3 separate regions of the Mus musculus genome follow, and regions 1 and 2 are each linked to region 3. The links are chromatin loops, found by intact Hi-C in ENCODE. Cell type or tissue: left cerebral cortex. All regions are shown on one strand.

Region 1 (8,000 bases), 370 kb before region 3:
GTATAAATTATGAGGGGACTAATTCTCAGCCTCTTGTGGCTAACCTGGACAGAAGTTGAGTCAAGGTTCTCCCTACACACCGCTGGAGCCAGCATGCTTATAGTGTGACTCCCAAAGACAGTGTATCTCAAAAGATACACCTGATCCCTAGCTCCTGGTACTGTACATTGTGACCTTCTACAGAAGTTCAGGCTTTGCAGATGTGAACTGATGTTTACCTCCGATGAAGGTTCTGCAGATGACTGGCTCATTAGAATGTCTTAGTTATGGAAGCTGAAATGTTACAGATTCTCTAGCTAAATTATCTTGGGCTGTCTTCAGCACACATTTATTACCAACTTCTATTGTCAGAACATCCATCTTCCAGGCAAAAACCTTTAGCCTGTATTCTTAGCAAACCTCAAGGTTCCTTCCACCAGCCCAAATGCCAAAAATGTCATCAGACAGCATCTGAGGCCTATAGCAGAAATTGCTCCCTTAGCTGTAACCTACCTAACCTGGTTATCCCACTAATGTATTTGATAAATGCCTTGACTTACTGTTATCATTTCTGTGACAACAAAAGTTGCAAAGGTTATTGTAACCATGGTCACAGTGCAACACATCCCTTGGGGTCTCATTAGCTACATACAGTTGCTCATACTTAGCTCAGTATAAACTAAGTCTTGTTGCATTTGATGTAGGTGTAACTGGGATATGCTAAGCCATTGGGTGGAGTAGGACATGCTCTTTACCCGAGGCAGGTGTGCGGACAGAAAGGGAGAATTGCAGGTAGGACCCTCAGAGGCAGAAGAGGTAGGAAGGCTCCTCTTTGTGCCTTGTCTGGCTTGGGAAGATGTGGGGCTTCTTGGGGTCTGCTCTAGGTGCTACGCTATGACAGGGGTTTTTGTTTTGTTTTGGTTTGGTTTTTTGTGGCTTCCCTTACCCGATGAACTGCTTAGTTTTTTCTGTCGACTTGACATAAGCTAAGGTCATTTGGGAGGAGGGACATTTTATTGATTAATGATGGCTATGGGAAGATCCAGCTCACTGGAAACAGTACCACCCCTGGACAGGCTGTCCTGAGTTCTATAAGACAATCAAGTCAGGAAACCATGAAGTGCAAGCCAGTACGCAGCATGCCTTTGTGGACTTTGCTTCAGTTCCTGCCTGCACGTTTCTGCCTCCACATTCCTGCCTCTCCCCTGCCCTGGATTCCCTTCATGATGGACTGCATGGTGCAAGTGAAAATTAACCCTTTCCTATCCAAGTTGCTTTTGGCCATGGTATTTATCTCAGTGGCAGAAAGCAGACCTAGGACACCTGGGCTTCACCTTGGCCTCCAGACCAAGAGAGTCATGTCACCCTGATTTTCCAGTGTATGGCCCTATATGAAGGTAGCCACCATGGGTCACTGTGTGGTCACAGGCAAGCCCTCTCCCTTGTATCTGGTTCTTATAGCCAGGCTCAGCTCTTTGATTACTTGGGTCCCCTGCAGCCCATCCTGCCCCAGTTGTGGGAGATGTAAATTCACCTCACCCACACCAGGAGTTCACACCCAGGGCCTGTGGAGGTCAAGATTTGAATAAAGTCCTCCAGCCACAGGAATAAACAGCTGATGGTTTTCCCGTAGGAATCTGGCTAGAGTCACAGGCATGTCCCTGTGTGCTGGAACACGGACCAAAGCTGGGAGGCCTGACCCAACTGAGGTGCACTCCTGAAGTGTTAGGGACAAAAACCCAAATCCAGGAATGGATAGGCTATGGGGCCTTTCCCAGGGCTCTGAGGACAACTTTCAACTCCCAGGGCCTCCAGGCATCCCTTTGTTTAGAGCTATGTGGGCTCAGTCCCTACCTCTGTGGTCAGGGACTTATGCCTGTGTGTGTCTGTACTTTCTTCTTCCTATAAGAACCTCATAACTAGGACAGGACCCCCACCTTCCCTGCATCTCATCTACAAAGACCCCATTTCTAGACAAAGCTACTGTCTTAGGGTCAATGTGAAAAACATGCTGCTAGCAGTAAATCTCACTATTGGGAAGAGAGTTCCCAGTCACATCTGGACTTGTGCTCTGCAATAAGAGAGGTAACTCAAGCTGTATGTGTGCTCTGGCTTGAAGTATGGGAGCCATGCTGTTTGTCCTCAGTCTTTGGACTGGGAATGGGACCTCCTACTCTTCTTCCCACTTAGTTCCCAGTGGGAAAGTCATGGACAGGTTCATTTTGGCTGGGGGAGGAGTACTCTGGGGCTCCTGAGTCTCTGGAGGTTTCTTTTCCAAGGTCTAGGCCCTAGAGAGTGCCTTTCAAGATGGAGTTCAACAACGCACCCCCACTCATGGACAATGGATTAGACCCTGTAGACCAGATCACCTTGCCTTGCTTCAGTATAGACTGGATGGATGGTCCAGACTCCTGGATGCCATGGAAGGTGGAAGAAACACCCAGGAAGCACTAGGCCTTGCTCTCCCCACCAGGCTGAGGTGAAGGGGCATTTGGGCATGTGCCAGCACCAGGCAAATGTGGCCACAAAGAGGGAAGGCATGCAAATAGGATTTGCATGTGCAGGTGTCTAGGTCTAAAATGCCCCCCTTTGTTGGTGGGGTTTTTTTGCGGGGGTGGGGGGAGCTACATGACCCTGATCATTATCCTATGCCTGAATTCTGAAAGACAAAAAACAGATTCTTAATCCCAAGGCAGTGGAGACCTTGGAGGCTCTTACTAGCTGAGACGGTCACAGAAAGAGCCTGAAATAAATGTACTTCTCCGCCCCTAAGATAGGAAGAGCCCAGAGCACGACAGATCTGGCACCCAAATCCTGGGGTCCTGAACGTACTTGTCCCTAAACTCTCTGTGCCAGCTTACAGTGATATGTGGGTAAAACTAAGAAGGTCACTGCATGCATGAATTAGCATGGCACCCCTCATCCCCTTGGTGAAGAGACCTGACATTGCTGACAGAGCAGGACGTAGATACAACTATGAGGAGCTGGGTCCCCACCCCTACACCCCTCCCTCCTGCAGCCCCTGAGCTTGGGCTGAGTTTCCAAGGTGCTGCGGCTGATGTAATCTCCAAGTCTGAGGCTCACAGTTTGGATTGCCCTCCACCCAGACCCTCCCGAACAATGGGTAGCCCTTTCCCTTGCTCATGGCAGACTTGTCCTCATGATGCCATCCCTGATGGAGAACATGAGGTAGAAATGTGGCTAGAACATAGCTCCTGCTTGCCCTTCCTACCTTCTCAGCAGAGGACTGAGCGACTTTCTGGCCCCACTCCTATGCAAGCTGACCCTGGTGTGAGCTTACCTGCCCGTTCCTTCCAGATTCCTGGCATGTAGCTGCTGGTGCTGAGTGTTAGAGGCACTTACCTACTGCAGGCTGTGTTCCTCCCTCGATCCACCCACATGCCACACCCAGCACCTGGCAGCCAATGATGTCTTAGAAAGCTGGGCATGAGTGAACCTAGGGTACCACCCATCCACCAAGGGCTAGATTGGTGCCACTGGTCTGAGAGCACATCCAGGCTGGCCAAGAGCCCACTGTTACATGAAGAGGGGTTACATGAAACATGGGTCCTTTCCTCCCTGGGCTCTGCCTGGCACAGACGATGAGTACGGCCTGGGTGTCTGTACTCTAACATGAGATCAGAGGTCAGATGGGAATTCTGCTTCATTTCTCACCAAGCCTCAGTTTCTCTAGTTGAGGAAACAAGAACTGCCTTAAGGACACATGATCCATGAAAGGGTGTCTGACAAGTGGTCCCAATGATGATAGGCAAGCAGATGAACTGTCTCCTGAGGTCCCAGAAGGTCTGGAGATGTCTGCCCTGATCTGTGGTGTGCCACACTCCTGGAGAATCCTATGGTGTGAGTGAGCTGAGTACTAGCTACTTACCAGTCAGGCAGTCAGTGCCTTGGACTGCATGAGGACTGCCTCCAAATTGAGGCTCAGGGCTGTTGCTCGTGATGCTTCTCATGGCTGTGACACTGGCTTTTTTCCTGTTGATCTATCCAGCTCCTTCAACACGAAGTCCCGGTTTCTCTTCCTGTAGACCGAGATACTCATGCCAAGCTTCCAGGCGGTTGTGAATAACTGGGGAAGACCCTCATGACAGCTCTTGACAGTGTTTCTGTGAGCCCTTCCCCCAGAGACCACAGGATCTGGCTTTCATTACTTTGCCATGAACCCCAGGGGTAGGAGGATAGGGGTTGGGCAGCAGCCAAGGACCCAACATTAGCCACCAGAGGGCGCCAAGATCACAGGCAAAAACAGGACCTGGGTGGGGCAGGGAGAGGGGTCTCCCTCTGGCTTTGTCCTAAGCAAGAGGGCCACAGTTACATCACCATCTGAGCTAGCATGTCCCCTAGCATACCTGTCATGTTACCTTGACATAAGCCATGCCCATTTGATGCCCTTCTAAAATTACAAGCTGGGCTGGGGGCTCAGACCAGCTCTAGCCACTTGAGCCCTGAAGAGCAGGGACTATAAGCCTTGAGTGCTTGAGAGCTGTGGGGTACAGCTCTGGAGGAGGGTACATAGCGGGGGCCTAGGTGGAATGGCCGGATCTCAGTATAGAACAAGGCCAGAGTTCACTGGATTCTAGAAATCTAGCCTAAGTTCATGTCCACCAAGCAATCCAAAGCCTAGCCTTCCTATGTCTGAGGACTAGGTGGAGAATAGGAGTGCTTCCAGAACCCTTCCTTCATCTGCTGCTGCCCCTTTACCTCCATCTTTTGGACACTCGAAGGACTGCACCAAATATTCCCTAACCGTTCTAGGCCAATACCATATTATGGTTCTCCTTACCCACAACCTTTCATGGACCCCTGTGATCCTAATAATCAAACCCAGAAAGGCCCTGACACTTTTTCTTTTGCTCCCTTGGGGCACCACTCCTTGGAGCATCTCCTGCAGGCTTGTCACCACAGGCTCCCATGTCTTTCAAGGACCCCTTCACCCAGGCCCACACCCACACAGGGCACATCCCCTATAGCTCACTTCCCAGGCACCCCAGCAGCGTTGCTCAGTGCTGCTTTGTCATCTGAAATGACCTTTGCTTCCTCATTTGCCCATCAACAGCCACTTCCCCCATAGTTCTGCTGGACCCTGGGCAGCCCCAGCCAACCCCAAGTGCAGAATATGAAAGTATACAGAACATGTGCCCAAAGGCAGTTGTGTGCCTGAGCATGTGCATAGTCATGAGCCATATGAAGGCATAAGTGGGGTCTGGGGAGATAGCCATTTAGTGGGAAGCAGCTTCCAAACCATTCCAGGCCCTGGGCAGATAGACATTGGGCAAGGCTCAATTGCCCGTATGCTCTCATTACGAGCACTGTGATGAGGGGACAGAGAATCAAGGTGCCATGGAGGGATACCTAAATTGCCCTCAACAGCTGCTTCCCTACATTGATCACCATGGCTTGGCTGGTAGCTGTGTCTGTCTCTCTTGTGGTTGCTCTGACTGGTGCCAGGAAGATATTTCCTCTTGGGCAAGGCTGTGTTCCAGAGAGCAAGTCTCCAGCAAGGGCTGCTCCCACCCCAGTTTGTGTCCCCAGGGTAGCAGTTTTCCTTCCCACCACCTACTGTACAGTCTCACTAGCTGCCTTCCATGCCCACCTGCTCAAAAGCCACGTCTAGCATCCATGAGGGCTAGTGTTCTTTGAGGGCCAGTGTTCTTAAGTAGCCTGAACGATCTCTGAGGCTGACACCTAGGTTTGGACTGGAGCAGAAGAGGCCAAAGTCTGGCAGGCCTTCAAGTCTCCCCACCCTGCAGAATTTAACTCAAAGCCTCCCCCACTCCAGCATGCTTTTGGGAGAGAAACTACCTCCTAGGATCAGACACTAGCTCAATGGCCCTGTCCCATTCTGCCCTTAGACTCAATTCTGTCTCTGACTGCCTTCTGTGGAGAGATGCACTCTGCAGGCCCAGAAAGTCTGCATCTCCAGCATTGACACTCAGGGAATCAAGGGCCTTTCCTTCCCACAGCAATTCTAAGGCCACCAATGTTGCTCTCATGACCTTAGTACCCTCTTGGCCCAGGATTTTTTACAACGTGTTGGACTCGTGTCTGTGGTCTCTAAGTTGGAGACAATGGTCTGGGAAGAGAAAGGACAAGAGCATCACAGGCCTTACGCCTGAGCTCTGTCTATTAGTCTGACACTGGACCTGGTGCTATCCCACAGTTGTAGACCAAAGCCAGAGGGGCTGAGGGACCAACTCAGAGTTCCTGCCAGGCCTCTAATGGAAACTAATGGTTTCCTGGACCCATGGCCTGTACTTGTCTTCCATGCACACATCTGTGCCCCCTGTACATGCTGTCTATAGAATGTGTATGCTTCTACATTATGCAGAGCCGTTACAGGACCGGTAGCCAGCCTCAGTGTGGCATCAACTACCAGCCCTGAACCTGTTCCAGGTCCTGTCAGGCAATGAGGACAGTGATCATGATGAGCATTTCCTAGGATTCAATGAGGACATACCAAGGTGAGTATGCTTAGGTTAGCACCCAGGATATCTTGAAAACTGACCACATCCACCCATTCATCAATGACCCATCCACCCAGGCATCTTGTTTTATAGTGTGTGTGTGTGTGTGTGTGTATGCGTGCAGATGCATGCATGCCATATGTCATCCCTTGCCTTGCCCTGTTTGAGACAGGGTCTCTTCTTTGCCATCACATACACTAGACTTTCTGGAACTTGTGCTTCCTGGGATTCTCTTGCCTTCACCTCCCAACTTATTGTAGGAGTATTAAGATCACAGATACACACTATGTATAGTTTTATCTGGGTTCCAGGACTCTGAACTTGTCTGTATGCTTGTGTAGCAAATGTTTTATCACTGAGCCACTGTCCCTGTTCCTATGAAGGCATCTAACTGACACCCACCACCTTCTTTCTGCCTATGTCCCTACCCAGCCAAGCCTCCAGACACATTAATCTGTGTATCATCATCCATCCATCTAAGAGTTCAGCAGCCTTCTCCAGAGGAGCAGAACTCATAGAATATATACATATTAATGAGATTTATAGGGTTGCTTACATGATAGGTACCAAGTAGTCTAACAATGACCATCTACATGCTGCAGAACTAAGACCCAGTGTCTGCAGAGCCCAGGAAGTCAGTCAGCCACCTCAGTAAGCCCAGTCTGGTTCCAATCAGTCTTAGAAGATCCCTGGAGAATCACTGCTGTTCAGTTCATGTTGGAAAACCAAAGTAGCTGGAGTCTGAAGTCAACAGAGGACAGCAACAGCAGTGATGGACACACTTGCTCAGGAGGAAGAAGCAAGGGAAAGTGGCCATTGCTCTTTCCTTGGGACCTCTTTAGACCAGGATTACTTTCTGGTGTGGATCCTCCCCAATCTTAATCCTCTCAGACATGCCCAGAGACAGTTCTCCTAAAGCGATTCTAAATCTTGTCAAGTTGACAATCAAGACTAATCAGGCCATTCACTCACTGATCAATTAATCGATCCATCCATCCGTCCGTCCACCTACTGATCCATCCACCGATTTACCCATTCATCTACCATCCATCTATCTTGCTATACATCTGACTTAGTTAGGGTTTCTATTGCTGTGAAGAGACACTATGACCATGGAAACTCTTATAAAGGAAAACGTTTAATTGGGGCTTCCTTACAGATTCAAAGGTTTAGTTCATTATTGTCATGATAGAATGCATGGTGGCATGCAGGCAGCCATAATGCTGGAGAAGGATATTTGGGTCAGCAGGCATCAGCATCAGGAAGTGACAGAGACACTGGGCTTGGCTTGAACTTCTGAAACATCAAAACCCACCCTCAGTGACATACTTCCTCCAACAAGACCATACCTCCTAATAGTGCTAATTTCTATGAGCCTATAGGGGCTATTTTCATTCTATCTACGTATCAACTCTACTACTTGTCACCATCCATCATCCATCTAATTATCCATCTATCCTTATGTCTACCAACTCATGCCTCTATCTCATTATTACCATCCATCTATCCATTCATCCTCCTGTCCACTAGCTATTCATC
Region 2 (8,000 bases), 570 kb before region 3:
AGACTCTCACTGTGGCCTAAAGTCATGGTAGGCTCTGAAAGTGGAATTCCCATCCTCACTCTCACCGAGTCCTAAGGGCTTCTTCCCTGGAGTCTTATTAGAACCTGTATCCTCCTCCAGGGTCTCACAGGGGCCTAAGATCCTCCTTGGATCTCAACAGAGTGTATGGCCTTCGCTGAGTTTCACTATGACCTGAGGCTTTGCAGGGTCTCTCTGGTGCCTAAGGCCTTCCCCAGAGTCTTTTGGGAGCCTAAGGTTTCCCCAGGGTCTCACAGAGGTCTACTATCTTTCTTAGCATCTTACTATGGCCTAAGGCCTTCCATTTGGTTTCACTTGTACCTGTTCCAGAGTCATACTAGGGCTTTAGGTCTTTCTTAGGCATTCAGGGAGGCCAAAGATCTTTCTCAAGTTCTCACTGGAACCTGATTCTTCCCTCAGGTTCTAACTAGGACCTAAGGCCTAACCAAGGGCCTCAAGGGTCCCACTGTGACCTAAAGACATCTTTAGAGTTCCATTGAGGTCTAGCATCTTCCCCAGTGCTCCACGATTGCCTAAGGCCTTCCCCAAGTTTCCACTGGGGCCTAAGGCCTTCTCCAGGACCTTATTGTGGACTAAGGCCTTCTCCTAAGGCCATGGTTCTCAACCTTCCTAATGCTGTGACCCTTTAATACAGTTCCTCATCTTGTGGTGACCCCCAACCATAAAATCATTTTCATTTCTACTTCATAGCTAATTTAACTACTGTTATTAATTACAATGTAAATATCTATGTTTTCCAATGGTCATAGGTGACCCTGATGAAAGGATCATTTGACCAAAAAAGGGATTGCAGCCCACAGGTTGAAATCAGCTGCCCTTTGAGCAGCAGTATACTGAGTCTCAAGGCTTTACAGATTTTCTCAATGGACCTTAAAGCCTTCCTAGAATTTTACCAGAACATGAAACCTTCAATGTCTCATTGGAGCCTAAAGTCTTCTCTGGGGCTTAATAAGGGCCTCAGACCATCCTTCATTCTTAGTGAGACAAAGACATTTTTCAGAGTCTCAGTGGTGCCTAGGTCATTCTCTAGATGTCATGAGAGCCTAAGTCTTTTCTCAGGGTCTCACTGTGGGTAAGGGCTTTCTAGAGTTTCCCTGAGTCCTAAAGCTTTCTTCCATGGTCTAAGGTCAAAGGTCTTCTACCATATCTCTCTAGGTTCTCACTGAACCCTTACTAAAGGTCTCACTAGATTCTTATTGAACCCTTAAGGTCTCACTGGATTTTTAAGTCGTCCTTGGAGCCTGGCATAAGCCAGTATCTTTTCTCAGAATCTCACTGGGGCCTAAGGTGTTCCAAGGACCTCACTGGGGGCTAAGGTCTTTCGAGTGTCTCAAGGATTTCCCAAGATCCTACTCTGGCCTACAATCTTCCCCCATATCTTTGAGAAGGCAAAAGGCCTTCCACAGGATCTCACTATGGATTATGGCCTGACCCTGGACCTCACTGGAAACTAAAACCTTGACAGAGTTTCAATGGCACAAAAGCCCTCCCTACTGTAACAAATTAAGGTCTTCTCTGGGTTTCACTATGACCCAAGACCTTCCCCAGCTTCTTATTGGAACCTAAGACCTTCCAAGGGTCTCTTTGGTGACCAAGGTCTTCCCTGGGGTCTCTTTGGAGTCTAAGGCTTTCCCAAGGTCTCTCTGGGGCCCATGGCCTTCCTTGGGGTCTCACTTAAGTCAAAGATCTTCATTGATTCCCAAGACATTTCACGGGGTTTACTGGGACATAAGCCTTCCCCTGGGACTCATTAGGTGTGGTGTGGGTGGGCTACAGCTCTTGTGTTTTGCCAGCCTTCTTCATCCCTCTGCCTACTTGCTAGGTGCCTATGACTCCTGGGCACAGGGAGAGGGTCTGGTCTACAGGCCTTGTCAGAGGCTATACCCTGTGACTGTCACTCCTTGCCCTGGTCTCCAGCTTTGTGTTGTTAGTCCACACTTCTGGGACAGCTCATCTGGGGCCTTGTTCAACCCTCCAGCACTGTTTGAGAGCTCAGAATTGGCAGGGAGATAAAACCAGTAACTTCTGTCTGGTCTAGAGTGTCCAGGAGACTGAATTGGACGAAAGAGATCAGAGAGAAGCCTCCAAATGAAGCCAGGGCATATACAAGTGCTAGGAGCTATCATTGTGGTGACACAGAGGCCAGGAACACTCCTGGAGACCTTTCCTTCCTTTATTGAGATAATAATCAGGGTAGAATACAGCATGAAGGGCAGGAGGAATGCAGGACCATCCTGGAGCGCATGCAGTAGTAAGATGTGGTTGAGAAGCAGTGGAGGAGGGGGACCAAGAGCAGCCCATCAAAGGGTCCAGCCACACACATGGGAAAGCCTCTGGGCCAGGAAAGGTTGGAGAAGGGGCTGGGAACTTTGGGAAAGGCCCCTGGCACCTGTGGGTGGTACCCTATGCATTTAGCTAATGGCACTCAGTGCTTGGGTCAGGGTGTGCAGCTCATCCTGGACCCCCTCTAAGGAGCGCCGGATGGTGTGAGGACTGTCCAGTACATCAATGGCCAGGGTGTACGGGTCAAACTTCACAGAGAATGGGCGCTGGATACGAGAGGCATAGTTCCTGTGTGTGGGGGGGGGGGGAGCCAGTATGAATCCTTCAATCACAGGAGATTGGATATGGGCATGAGAAAGCAGGCTAGAGTTAGGTAGCTCCAGATAGGATCTGCAATCTCCAAGGGCAATGGGGAAATGGCTTTTCTGAGTTTCCCAGACCCCTAAAGCCCATTCTAGACACCCAGGAGACTAAAGCCTCAGCGATTCTTGTGGGTAGGCCTCTGCAAAGCACCCCGTTTCTCAGCTGGGCTTCTTCCTTCGGGAAGCTCCCCGTGACTGTGTGCCCTAGAGAGTCCCTAAACTGGAGTGGACATGCCAGATGAGCACAGCAGGCTGGGAGAAGTGATAAGCACCAACCTACCAGTCTCCTTTCTCCTCTGCAGACCCCTGTATAACTGTGTCTCCTGCCTTTGGGCTGCCACTCCCTCTATAATCTTTGCCCTCGTGGCAGCTCTTACCTGCCACTCTGCCTCTTTTTCTCTCTTATCTGTCCCCATCCCACTCCAGCCCGTGCTGCTGAGAATGAGAGACTCAGGCTCTGCTGAGGCACAGACAGCTGGCCTGGACCTGACCTTGACTTTGCCTTGACCCTATGCTGCTGGTCTCTCTCTTCTCGGACTTTCTGATGGGAGCAGGGCACTCCATACCCTCACCCCCCAGCCCTGGTCTCCTTTGCTGAGGGGCCAGGAGCAGGGTAATCTCAAGCATGAACTCTTGTTACAAGGGGGTGTTGCTGAGTGTACTAAATGGGCTCTCAAGTGAAGACAAGGCCTGGCTTGCACTGGTGAAGCTGGGCAGGGCTGACTCCTGATGGCTCCACCCACCTGAGCTTGTCCTTGGCATCACTGAAGCTCTCTGACACGAAGTACACCGGCTGGTAGGTTTGATCTTGGTAGGGCTGCACGGCTGCTGTGTCTGGGTCAAAGGCCCGGACCTCGGGCTCCTCTGACAGGGAGTGCTAGAAAGAGGCCACAGGTATCACACCCAAGCAGCGCTCAAGGCAAATGGGTGCCATGGGTGTGGGGCTCCCCCCTCCCGCAGGGTTCTGGGCTACTGTACAGTGGGGTCTGGCCAGAGGCATACACTCTCTAGAACAGCCTGAATCTCAGACCTGAGCCAAGGACCCTTCTGATGAGAGCAGGGCCCTCCACACCCTGATCCTCCAGCCCTGATCTCCTTTGCTGGGGGCTGGGAGCAGGGTAATCTCACCAGGAGCTCTCCATAGGAAGACAGCAGCCCTGCACCGTAAGCCTTCAGCTCCCCATTCTGTTTACACAGCCCAAACTCCACAGTGAACCAGTACACCTGCCAGATAATCATAAGGATCACCTAAAATGCCTGGTGCCGCGCATAGCCCCTCTGTGTGTAGCACCCACAACAGGTAAGGCTGTTCTTGGGGACAGAAAGAAAGGTCTGAACTTCCCCCCCCCCCCCCCCCCAGGGCTCTGAAAACGAACCGTGGAGAGTTTTTCAATTTCTTCATCTGAAGCCCCCAGAGATGCAAGTCCAATGTCCTGTGGGTAGAGAAAGAGGCTAAAGTATGAAAAGACGCTGCTCTGACATTGTGCTTGAGGCAAGGGCACTGGATGCTACTTCTCCAGGGGACCCTGCAACATACACTTCACCACACGCCAAGTCAGCCAAGAGCTCAGGGCCTGCAGTTCCCAGAATTACCAGCAGGTGGCATCAAACCCCACAAAAATCCCTTTCCCCTGGGACTTGTGTTACTAGTTAGTCCCTCCCTGTTACAGAAACAGTCTCTGCTTCGGTGTTTGGCTACCTACAAGTCCCATGAATCCATGAAGACACACTGTCTAGCTGGAGGAGTACCCCAACAAGTAAAACTTTTGAATCTCTGGCTCAACCAAATAACCTCTGGTTTCTGCGTTGAGGCCCTAAACATACCTGGGAGAACTGGGCAAATGTGCGGTCAGCCAACATGGGTACGTGTCCCAGCAGCTCGTGGCAGCAGTCTCTGTGTGAGGCCACGAGAAAAGGAAGATGGAATGGGAAGGCTCTCTGTCCTTCCCCGGAGACAAGGAAACTTTAGCACCTCCACACCTCTGCCATCATTGCACACGGATATTACTGGGCAACAAGTTCAGGGTCCTCTGCCCTAGGCAGCATACTCACGGCTCGGGTGAGTGCATAGGTGAGGAGGCATGACGGATGTACTGTGTGCACTGAAACACACGGAAGGCCAGACTGGCCAGAAAATCACGGGCAGACAGTAGACCGGCCACGGGTCGCAGCTGGAAGCCAGTCCGTTCTGTAAGGGACCTCGCATCAGAAATAGCACAGGGGATGCCCCTCCCTGCCCTACTTCCTCTGCATCTCACCCTTCAAGAAGTGAGACACATCCTCCAGCTGTGGAATGCTGTCCTCTCGGTAGCCACAGTACCGTTCCAGAAGCTGGAAAGCCTCCAGGTGTTCCCGGCAGGCATGGGTAGCATAGAGGCCCTTCAGCGTGGCGTATACCTCCTTCCTGTAGGCCACAGGGGCTTAGGGAATTACTAGCTGCTGGGGTTCTTCTCCCCATGACCACCCCATGGACGCTTTGCCTGCTTCCACCATCCTCCTGAACTGTGGGCCCCCATCAATACATAGGGCATTCCTGTGGTTTGAGGGAACCCAGAGGCTGGGAAAGGGCCGATAGCGACATCTCTGAATGACCTGATTATTTTGGGCCACTGGAAGCCCCTCTTCTAACTGGCTTTAGTCTCTTCTTCTATTGTACCAAAGTTTCCAGAGATGGCCCTCACAGACAGGGATTCTGGGAACCGTCTCCCTGGCTCTTCTCAAGCCCAGCCCTCCCTGCCCAACCCAACCATCAGCAGGGTCTTACCAGGTAGCAATTTCCTCCTTTGTGTATTCCACGTGGGGAATTGGCTCACCCCTGTGGAGGGGATCAGTGGTCAATAGGGCAACCCCCCTCCCGCCATCTCGGAGAGTAGGAAAGATGGGGTGAGAGGCTTCGTTTGAAGCTGTATCAGCTGTTCAGAGGCCTTTGGAGTATGGAGTGGACTGGTTTGGGTACACTGACCCAAACCAGCTGCTTAGCCTCTCTGCCCCAGTCTCCTTAGCTGTGACTAAGAATAATGCCAAGCACAGAGCAGAGACAGACAAGCTGACATGTAAAGCTGTGTGACAGCTAACCAGTCACCTCCTCCCTCCTCTCCTCCTCTCTCTACAGTCTGGGGACTCTGCCCCACAGGCAGGCTCCTTACTGCTTGTATTGGAAGGCAATCTCTGCAATCAGCTTCCGGCGCTGGCGATACGCCTGGTCAGAGAAGCCCTGATGGCCAAGGAACACACATCAGGAGGAAGTTGGGCATTCCCTGCTCCAAAGACCAGGGTCAGTCCCTACCTGTGCCCACCCCACAGGACTCAGCTCTGGGACACAAGCTCACCGGATGGTCCAGGTCCAGGTCAGGGTCAAACTTGGTGACCAGGTGGTGACACTTATCCAACTCTGACACTTTCCTTGGGAACCAGGGAACTTCACAAGCAAGAGAGGCAAAGGGGCCCAGGTAAGCATGGGTCCATAATAAGGTTTGGCCATGCTGGGTCCAGCCTCCCCCAGGGACCTCCTAGAGGGCAGAGTTTACTAGGATTCATGAAAAAAAAGTAGAAGGTAGAGCCAGCGTGGTGGTCCAACTCTGTGGACACTTCAGGGTCGTCCCCCCCGCCCAGCAGGATACTCTGCCTCCCACCCCCAGGCCAGGGACAGAAATCCATCCTCACCCTTGTCCTCTCTGGCACTGCGCACATCGTCAGACACCCGACGCACAGAACTGAGGAGGGCAGCCAGGTCGCCACTGGGCACCTCGAAGCGCACAAAGTACTCCAGGTGGGGGCTTCCTGCCAGTGGCCTCTGGGCAGGCCGGGTCTCTAAGTGGTGGATTTTGGCTTCAAATGTCTTCAGGAGCAAAAGCAGGAAGAGAGAGAAGGAGAGAGACAGATGGGGAAGGAGCAATGGAGAGAGGGTGGAGAAGATGAAGAGAGAGAGATGATGACAGGTAGGGAGAGATGGAGAGACATAATAGTGGGAATGAGGGAGACGGAGGACCCTGGTAGGCACTGTCAGTTGTTTGCTTGTTCGTTTGGTTTTTGTTTGTTCGTTTGGTTTTTGTTTTTACCCTTGCCTATGAATTTTGAAGGTGTCAAAATCCAATAGATTGGATTTTGTCTTGTGTATCCATCCAGGAATCATCACAGCTGTGCCTTTGGTCCCCTTTCTGGACAGTTCTGTTTGTCTAGAAAGCATAGCAGAAGGCGCTATCCCCTAATGGTCTCAATTTGACTTACTGGCCACGCCCAAAGGCCTGGATCACACTCCACCATATCAAGGACACAAGTCTCAGGCCATGACAGGGTAAATAGGAAACTCAGGACTGGTGGACAGGGGTCAACTTCATCTTCACCTTCTGTTGCCCAGCAACAAAACACTTAGGCCAGGCTGTCAATTCTGGGAGCTCACAGGGTTCTGGCTTTAATGTCATTTGAGAGTTTTTCTGGGGCAGGGGAAGGGGGGCAGGTCATTAGCCAAAGCAACAGTGTAATCAGCTGCTTCATTGACCCCTGGGCAGCTGGGTAAGAGGCTGTGTATATATAGCAGTGGGTGTCAGGGAGCTGAGATTAACTGGAGGAGCTGAAAGGTAGTCCCTGAGACCCAGCCTCTGATGGCCTGAGCAGCCATATTTCAGCCCTGGCGGTGGGGGGAGGACACAGACATTCTTACATATCTTATGCATGCTACCCCGGAAGGCCAAGCCAACCCACCTCAAACACTTTCAAAGCCCGAGACAGTGAGGAGGGTTTTGTACCCCTCAAGGAGAAGAGCAGGTTGAGAACAGCATTTCCATCCCTCTCCTCGAATACCACAGCCTCCAATGGGTTCCCAGGTTCCGCGGAGGCTACCGCAGCCGCTGCTGCAGCTGCTGCTGCCTCCCGCTCCTTGCGGGCATCCTCGATGAGACTCTGCCGCCGTCCAATGAACCTTGGGGACTGAGAGTCAAGAGACATGCCTGTATCTCCATGCTGCTGCCTCTGCTGATCCCGCCTCCAGGGCTCTGGTCAAACCACTGGGTGCCATGTAGGAGTGGAGGACTAACATGCTAATCAGTGTTCTGACAGGGCATGGTGGGTAGCTAGGGCTGGAGAGCCATGGCAGAACTGGAAAGCAGGGGCTCCTAGCTGCCATCTTCCCAAGATAGAGGTGCCCTGTCACCTACCTCCCAGGCTTAGACCTAACTGAATTAGTGATAGAGGGCTGTGACTCAGGTTGTTTTTCCTGATGTATGTGAGCAGCGCCCAGAGACTGTAGGAGCACAAAGCCTCAGACCTCATGGGGAGTGAATAGCTTGGGTGGTCCATTCAGGTAGAGAGCACTGTACA
Region 3 (8,000 bases):
CTGTCCCTGTGTCAAAGCCACATGGGCCTCTTCAGAGACCCTGGTCACAGGACCACACTCCACACTTATTTGTGACCACCTGGCCTCCAGGGTCTCCCCAACAGTCCAAATATCCAGGCTGCAGCTGTCGAGGCTAGAGAAGGTCCACCCTGCCCACAACCTAGGCCAAAGCTGCTGAGAGGACTGACTGAACGTGCTCCCTGGGGTGTGGAGCTACTGGGCCCTATTTGTTGGGAGAAGCAGTCTAGACAGCCAGATAGATCATCTGTGCTGCAGGCTGCCTCACTGGGCATCCCTACCCCAGGATGCTTGCATCACTTGCTTTCTCCTTTCATATTCCCGTTTCATCTGCTTGTTTGTCCGTCTCCACACAGGTTAAAGTGAGCCCTCCACAAGTCTGTAACGGTGAAGTTCCATCAATGCTAGCTAGCATCAACAGACCTGGTAAGCACACTGCTTCCAGAAGCAGGGTTAAGTTCCCCATCTAGCCCTCCAACCCAAGGGACCTGTAGGTAAGTAAACATTTGTCTGGCTACAAGAATCGTCTTCTATTTTTGACATTAAAAATACATCCAAAGGAAACAAGAACATTTTTTTTAACTGTGTTGCTGCGGAGAGTTGGGGGATGGAGCGCTGGTCTGGTGCCCTGGCTCATCAGACGCAAGTTTCCTGACTTCTTTCTTGTGTGGTGTGAAGGGGTATAAGCCGTGGGACCTCGACCTTGGACCTGGTTAGCAAATGAGTCTCTCCCGAAATCTTCCCCCATACCCTTGGGCAGAATGGGTACTTCACCTCTTGCCTCTCCCAGAGCTCCCAGAAAGACCACACATCCAAAGACCATTTCTGCCACCAATTGTTGGCGATATTTCTGTGTGCACCCAATTACATTACAGCCATAGGAGCTCTTTTTCTATGTGCCCACCTGACTGGCCGAATGAGGAACAGAATGAGGGCTGTGGCAAGACTCGGGCACAGCCACGCTGCCAGTGATTGGACTACGAGATAAAATTTGAAAGCTGGAGGTGACTCAGTGGTATGGCACTTGAGATACTTCTCAAGTATGAACGCTGGCTCTGGGTTCCATCCCCAGGGCCGAAAACAAACGAATGAATGAATAGATAGATAGATAAATAAATTTTGTGTCCTAAATCGCTAAAATCCACGGCGCAGTTACTGACTGAAGCTAAAACACAACAGTAGGCAGGCGGACACTTCAGCAGTCTGTTGCGAGGAGGAAACGGGCTGCCTATATTAAAACCTTGCTGTGGCTCCTAGGCGATTAAGGCCAGCTTAACCTACACCCTCCAGCTCTTCGAACCAACTCCGAGATTTGATTAGTGAATCGTAACACAGGAAGCCTATTGGCCCCAGCCCTCCTGCCTTTTCATTCTTAGAGGAGCCTGGAGCAGCTAAGTCAGTTTAGTTTCCCAGAACGTCCCCGGATCGCACTCACAACAACCCGCATAGCTGGTCAGCTACGGGGACTCCAAGCACCCCCAAGGAAGCCGGGTGTTCAGGGTCTTCCAGCCCCTGGCCAGAACAGAGTCCGAGTCTAGGAGGCCTGTCCTTGGCTTCATGCTGCCCCCTGGTGGCCGACTTGAACATCACCAGTTTCTTGGCTGCCTCATGCCTCCCTTTCTTGCCTGCGTGGATGGCTCTCCTGGTCATCCCCACCCCTGACCCAGAGCCCCAGGTTCTGGGGCCTTCCCGGAGTAACCAAGTGTAGAGTTGAGACTTGTCTCCCCTCTGGCTCTTAAAGCTGCCTTCTCAGATTCTAAGACCCTGAGCTGTCATATCAGATAAATTAAGGCCTTGAAGAATTTTCCATGAAACCCTGAGCCACATGTCACCCATCCATCAAGGAAGGTGGAGAATGCAGTCCCAGGGTCAGGACTAGAGGGAGAAGGCCGAAGGGCTGGGTGACACACTTTCTTGCCTCTGGAGACTCCTGGAGGGTCATGGACAGAGAACAGTCCTCCCACAGCCCTTCTGGGGTCTCTTCATATGGGTGACAGGGGTCCAGCTGCCTTCCTGATAATGATGCACCTTCAAGAAATCCAAAAGTGTCTCCATCTTGTGCCTACTGTGGGCTCTGACCAGCATCTGATTTGATCCTGCTTTAATCTAACACCCTGGAGAGAGAGAACAGGGCAAAGACAAAGGCTCAGAGAGATTCAGCACCCTGCCTGAGATCACTCAGCAGTCAGAGTCACTGGTCTCTTAACTAACACTTGGACCAAGCCCTGGATGGAGTTTGACTCTGTTTGCGATGGCGGGAGCCCCTGGAATGTCCCCCCCCCCGTAGTCCCCCAAGTCTCCAACTCCTGCCCTGTTGGTTGGACTGGAGGCTCCGAGGGGTGTGTGCGGTTACAGAAGAACCCCGCCGCCCCAGCAGTAAGCAGCTCCCTGCGCGCACTTGGCGGGGCCCCAGGCGGGCGCAGGGCGAACGCCCTCCCGCACCAGTTCCCGCGCTCGGCTCGCCCCGCCCCCAGGACGGGCTGTTCTTGGGGCCGCTGCCAGACACGTCCTCCGCAGGTGCCGGCCTCTCTCCGGTGACGCGGCCACATGCGGCCCAGGCTCCGATTACAGGGCCTGCCTTGTACTCGGGGTCCGGGCTGGGGGTCCTCACTCCCCAGGAATGGGTGGGAGGGGCAGGGCAGGCCCTGCAGAGGGAGACTACGAACAAGGAACAGCCGCAGGCAGGAGCCGCCCCCAGACACGTGCGGCGGCCGCCTCGCCGCCGCCGCCGCGGTTTGGAGGCGGGGAGCCCGCGCCCAGTTGCATGACTTGACTGAGCCCAGGACCCAGTGTTCTAGAAGTCCAAGACCACTGGGCATCCCCGGATCCTGATGGCCGTCTCGGGCATGAGGGAGTCTAAAGGGCTGGTGCGAACCGAATTCAAACACTGGGCCAGCCCCAAGCTCCCAGCCTTCTTCCCTCTTTCCACAGACCGTGTTCAACGCCTGCTCCCCGGGTCCAGCGGCCCACTTCGCCAAGGAAATAAAAACGTAGATCTTTGTACTCCTGCATTCTCTTCCCCCATTCCCCTTTCTTGTTGGTGCTAGCAGGACACACAATCAGAACCTCCTGCCCACGAGGTGCACTCACAGGATCTCTAGGTCCCTCCAAGCCACCTACCTTTGGCCTAGCTTCCAATAGCTACAGTGTCAGGGGAGCCCAGGACCTGCTGAAGAGACTAGAGGATAGTAAGAGCTCACAGAAAGGAGGGTCTTCACCCTGCACGCACACGCGCACACACACACACACACACAGAGAGAGAGAGAGAGAGAGAGAGAGAGAGAGAGAGAGAGAGAGAGAAGAGAGAGAAGAGAGCGCCTCAGGAGTAAAGGGAGTTGCCAAAACTTTATTTTGAGACAGGCTTCTAGTGGACGGACCAGGCTGGCTTCAAACTCAATATGTCGCCAAGGATGGCCTCTTAGTTCTGATCCCTCTGCCTCCATCTCCTATTTGCTGGGTTTCAGATACACATCACCTGCCTGGTTTATGTAGTGCTGGGGACGACGTGTAAGCTAGGCAAGCACTGTAACAACTGAGCTGTGTCCCTAGACCACGAGACTTCTAGAATGGCAGTTGAACCCCTTAGTCCTGAAACATCCCTGCGAAGGAAGCAAGGCCAGAGAGGTGGAGTGACTGCTCAGGATCCCGCCATAAATGGAGTTTGAAAGAATATGCTCACCTGGGTCCTGAATGGTCAGGGCAAGGGGCGCTTCCTCTTTCTTCCTTCACACAGCTCCTACTACCCGCTTCAAGCCAGACCTCCCTGCGTTGTGTTTTAAAGAGAGCAGTTACCAGGCTCGAAGTTGGAACAACAGTGCCTGGAACAGCTCCATCTTCACAGTGTCTCCCCCAGGACCCCGTGCTGGGTGGGGTAAGGGGTCCTTCCCTATCTGGGCTGCTCAAGGCTGAGGCCAGAGTGGCTACCACAAGCTACAGCAGAGAGGCCGCCCGCCGCCCAAGACCAAGGCTGGAGTCATTCTGCCCCCTGGTGGTCAGAGACCACATTACAGTAGGAGTGCGTCACCCACCAGACCCCAACCCGGCTTGTAGAAAGCTGGTGCTGCACACCCACACAGCTGTGGCTCACACCTGAAGGCGACTTGACAGGGGTCTTGCTGTTCTGAGGCTGCATGCCCTCAAGACGATGCTTTTTCCCAATGGAGCCAGTTAGAATTGTTAAAAGCCTTGGTACTTGGGGAACCAGAGCTATGACTCACACCTTAGCCAAACTCGCCATTAGCTGGTGAGCCTGTCTTCTCCTCAGAGGCTGGTAAGTAGTAGGACAAAGGAAAAAAAGGCCAGTTACAGAGGCAAAGAGCTGAAGGTGTCCTGTGTGGTGGCACAAGCCATCAAATTCAGCACTTGGGAAGCAGATAGACACATGTTTGTGTGTTCAAACCCAGCCTGGTCTATATAGTGAGACCTTGGCGGGAGGGAGAAAGAGAGAGAGAAGGAGAGGGAGAAGAAGAGGGAGAGGAAGAGGGAGAGAGCAAAGAAAATGGGTCTGTCTACCATTCCGAGCCTTCCCCATCTCCATCCTTCCTTCCCATCCTCAACCCTCCTTTCTAGCCCCACCTGCTCTCTCACTACACACACACACACACACACACACACACACACACACACACACACCAACCTAGCCTGCCTCCAGTGCTTCTGGCTTGTTTCCCTCCCCTGAATTTGCGGCACAAAACCTCCAGACCTTAGAGCTGGCTAGGTCTGTCCCCCTGTCCCCTGGCACTCCCTTCTTGGGCCTACCTAGGTGACCATGTGTGTGGATATAGGCATGCCTTAAGATTCTAGGCACAGCAGAGAAGGGTTACAGCCCTCAGGACACAGGGGCCCCACAATCAATGGCTCTTCATAGGAAGGAGGCTGTGGGCAGAACCCCAGGTCTGTGAGCACCAAAGCCTTTTCAGCTGGCTGTGGCAGAGAATGGGAGAATGAGAGGGTAGGTTCTGAAGAGGCCACTAGAGCCAGGCAGCGAAGGCCTGAGGTTCCATCCCTGAAGGCTGTCAGAAGTATCCTACCATGCTTGATCGGGGGTGGGGGGGTGGGGGGACAAGCACAGGTGAAGGCTTGGGTAAAGCTGCATTCATTACTGGCTGCCCTTGGGTAAGCATATGGCCCTCTCTGTGCCTCTGCTTTTTTCATTTGTGAAGCTCCTGTAAGGGCTTGAGGACCGAGAAAGAGGCATGTGAACTGTCAAAACAAGCCTCCCCTCCAGGGTGCCTCACTACCTCTTTCCCTTGGTCGCCCCTAACAACGTGGAGAGGAAGGCGCAGACCCTTCCAGGTGACCCCCTCCCACTGTGCTGCAAAGAAAACTGTACATTTCCTTTGATCCCAGGGGTGGGGGTTGGGGTGGCGCTAAGGGAGACTCAGACCACAACAAAAGCACTTGCACCAATAGTCACGTGGGGTCCCCTAATCCGCAGCCTAATTACCAGCTCTGACAACACAGCCCCTCCCCCAACAAGTCAGCAGTGCAATTCCTTCAGTCTCTGCACACACATGCAGACACTTGGTGCTGTATCCCCTACTGGACACTGATCCATGGCCTGTAGAATTTCACCCTTTCTGTCCCAAGTGTTCCCAAGCTATGGTCTCTATGGGCCAATAATTGCATTTAATCTTTGAGAGAATCGAGGAGGCAGAGAGCAGGGTTCACCCCCACATCCTAGATGGGAAAACTGAGGCTAGAGAGGACAAGAGCTTTATCTAAACTTGATCATAGCAGTCCCTATGCTGAGCCCCAACTTGCTCTGCCACCTCCTTGTGTTACCCCAGACTTTTATTTTGAGTGGGATTTTGTTTAGACAGGATCTCCTGTAAAGCTGAGGCTGGTCTCCAACTTACAACTCTATCTTAGCTTCCAGAGTGCTAAAATTGGAGTCAACAACACGCCCAGTTCCCAGCAGGCCGATGCTGAGTCTTAGCTGCTCCTGGATGTCAACCTTAGTGCCCAGGGCACTGAAGAGGACATGGAGGGTTTTGAGCTTGTGCCCGATTGTCTCAAGCCAATGTTCTTCCCTGCATGTTAAAGCAGGGCACGGAGGAGGAGCACCTGCTTTGGAGTAAGCATGCCTAGAAGGGGAGCCCTGCGGTGGGGGGGGGGGGGGTCCAAGCAGGTGGGCAGGGAGAGAAGGAGCCCCAGGAAAGGCCCAGCAAGACTGGAGACAGAAGGGATTTCAAGGTGTTACTCTGTGCCACACTGATAAGACTAAAGGGATCTGCAGGCAGCTGGACAAAGGATAGACCCACTCAGAGGTGCCATATATGACTGTGACAAGCAGAATCCAGGGTAGAACCCATGACTAGGCTATGATAGGCTGCCCTGGTTTGAAATGTTTGTTCCAGAACCAGGGGGAAAAGGAAGACTTCTGTCCTCGGCGATCATTCCCTAGATTGAAGAGTTGTATCTGAGGACCTAGACCAGGGGCAGCAGGGGTCTCAGAAACCCACCCAGCTAACCAAGTGTGATGTACACCTTTAATCCCAGTGCTTCAGAGGCATCAAGCAGGTCTCTGTGAGTTCAAGGCCAGCCTGGTCTACACAGTGAGTTCCAGGCCAGCCAGAACCTCACAGTGGGACCCAGTTTCAAAAGAGAGAGGAAGAGGGTGGAAAGGGAATGAAACCCTGGAAACTACTCTTCATACCAATAATCTCAGCACTCAGGAGGCAGAGACAGGAGGATTGCCTTGACTAGGCTACAGAGTGAGTCCCTGACTCAAAATAAAATAAAATACCAGGGCTGGAGAGATGGCTCAGTGGTTAAGAGCACACACTGCTCTTGCAGAGGTCCTGAGTTTGGTTCCCACATCATGCAGCTCATACCTGTCTAGAACCCAACAGCCAATGACCCTGGCCTCTAGAGGCACTCTCACACATACATGCACACACAAACATACACACACTCACACACACGCACCCCTGACTTAAAATAATAAAATAGATATTTTTTAAATACAAACAAAAAATAAACCCTGTCCCTCTTCACTGGGGTGCAAGGGCAGATCTCTGCCCTCTTGACTCTCCCAAAGATTAAATGAAATTATTGCCACATGGAGACCAAAGCTTGGGAACACTTGGGACGGAGAGGGTGAGAATCCAGATGCAGCGATCAGCATCCAAAAGGGGATTCAGCACTGAGTACCAGAGCTCCCCGACACTGCTCTCTGGTCTGATTAGGAGCCCAACTGAGATACCACAGTGGTCTGTGTCGCTTCCAGAGATAAGAGACAGGAGGGCCCTCCATCCCAGTAAAGCCAAGTGTCACCAAGACAATTATGAGCTTTGCCAGCTCCTACCCTGATGTCTGGTCATCTGGTCTGGCTTGGAAAAATGGGACCAGGCTCTGCAGACTGCACTATCACTCTGCTGCTCAGTAGACACTTTTATAGACTTCTGGGGAAGCCAGAGTCAGTCTCCATTATCAGTGTCAGCCGGACCATATAAACTCCCCAGGATTAGGCCTACAGTGGGGCTTAGTGGGTGATGGGAACCCATACGCCTAGTCTGGATCCCATGCTTTGATTCCTCAAGTCAGTCCCCAGGCTGTTTCCTGGCGCCAACGCCAATCCTTGCAGCCTGAGAAGCTGCAGCTTCCTGAGAGCAGGAGACAGAGAGCTGTAGACCTGGGCGCCGCCTGCTGGCCAAGGTCTGAAGCTTCACCCTCTTTGGCAGAGAAGGAACCTGGAACAAGCCTGAGCTGTTACAACGACCCCGATTCCTGCCCCCTTCTCTGTGCCCACTCCCAACCAAAACCCTGTTATTCCCAAAGACACAGAGGTGATTCCAGACTTCTCAAATGAATTGTGCATCTTAGCATCCTGGAAAACATTACTTCCATTGGAAATGGGGACTGTGGCAGCCTGACAGATTTCAGAAGGGAACGATAACTAGCAACTGAGCTAGAGATGGTTCCTGTGATATTTTGACTACAAGAATGAATTTGCTTTCTGTCCTTGTCTTCAGAGCCTG

Evidence for each region. Peaks named below come from ENCODE experiments on the same cell type or tissue, not always from the same donor. Only the 100,000 strongest peaks of a DNase experiment are listed, where the experiment ranks them.
Region 1: it touches region 3 in a loop (4-fold over the local background); 12 of 42 quality-filtered maps call a loop at or near these places.
Region 2: a loop joins it to region 3, with 2.5 times the contacts of the local background. A loop is called at or near these places in 8 of 42 quality-filtered maps.

Annotation. Positions count from the first base shown.
Region 1 is chr7:143,090,698-143,098,697 of GRCm38, forward strand. It overlaps Trpm5 (transient receptor potential cation channel, subfamily M, member 5), which reads right to left and starts at 3,945. Exons shown (of 25, transcript NM_020277.2): 1 at 3,869-3,945. In left cerebral cortex, CTCF peaks have their summits at 4,211 (motif pointing right) and 4,410; a DNase peak (open chromatin) is centred at 4,211.
Region 2 is chr7:142,890,581-142,898,580 of GRCm38, forward strand. It overlaps Th (tyrosine hydroxylase), which reads right to left. Exons shown (of 13, transcript NM_009377.2): 2 at 7,386-7,610; 3 at 6,348-6,522; 4 at 6,014-6,102; 5 at 5,831-5,898; 6 at 5,449-5,499; 7 at 4,943-5,088; 8 at 4,737-4,872; 9 at 4,509-4,578; 10 at 4,061-4,117; 11 at 3,813-3,908; 12 at 3,428-3,561; 13 at 2,199-2,610. The coding sequence ends at 2,451. Among named protein-coding and RNA genes, the nearest start is that of Th, 5.4 kb to the right of the region's middle. In left cerebral cortex, a CTCF peak has its summit at 4,264 (motif pointing right); a DNase peak (open chromatin) is centred at 4,285.
Region 3 is chr7:143,462,500-143,470,499 of GRCm38, forward strand. Gm33663 (a long non-coding RNA gene) reads right to left here and starts at 3,999. Exons shown (of 3, transcript XR_378640.3): 1 at 3,698-3,999; 2 at 3,139-3,184; 3 at 836-2,132. In left cerebral cortex, CTCF peaks have their summits at 1,586 (motif pointing left), 1,786, 4,009 (motif pointing left) and 7,667 (motif pointing left); DNase peaks (open chromatin) are centred at 1,599, 2,536, 2,739, 3,997 and 1 more place; H3K4me3 peaks cover 533 bases.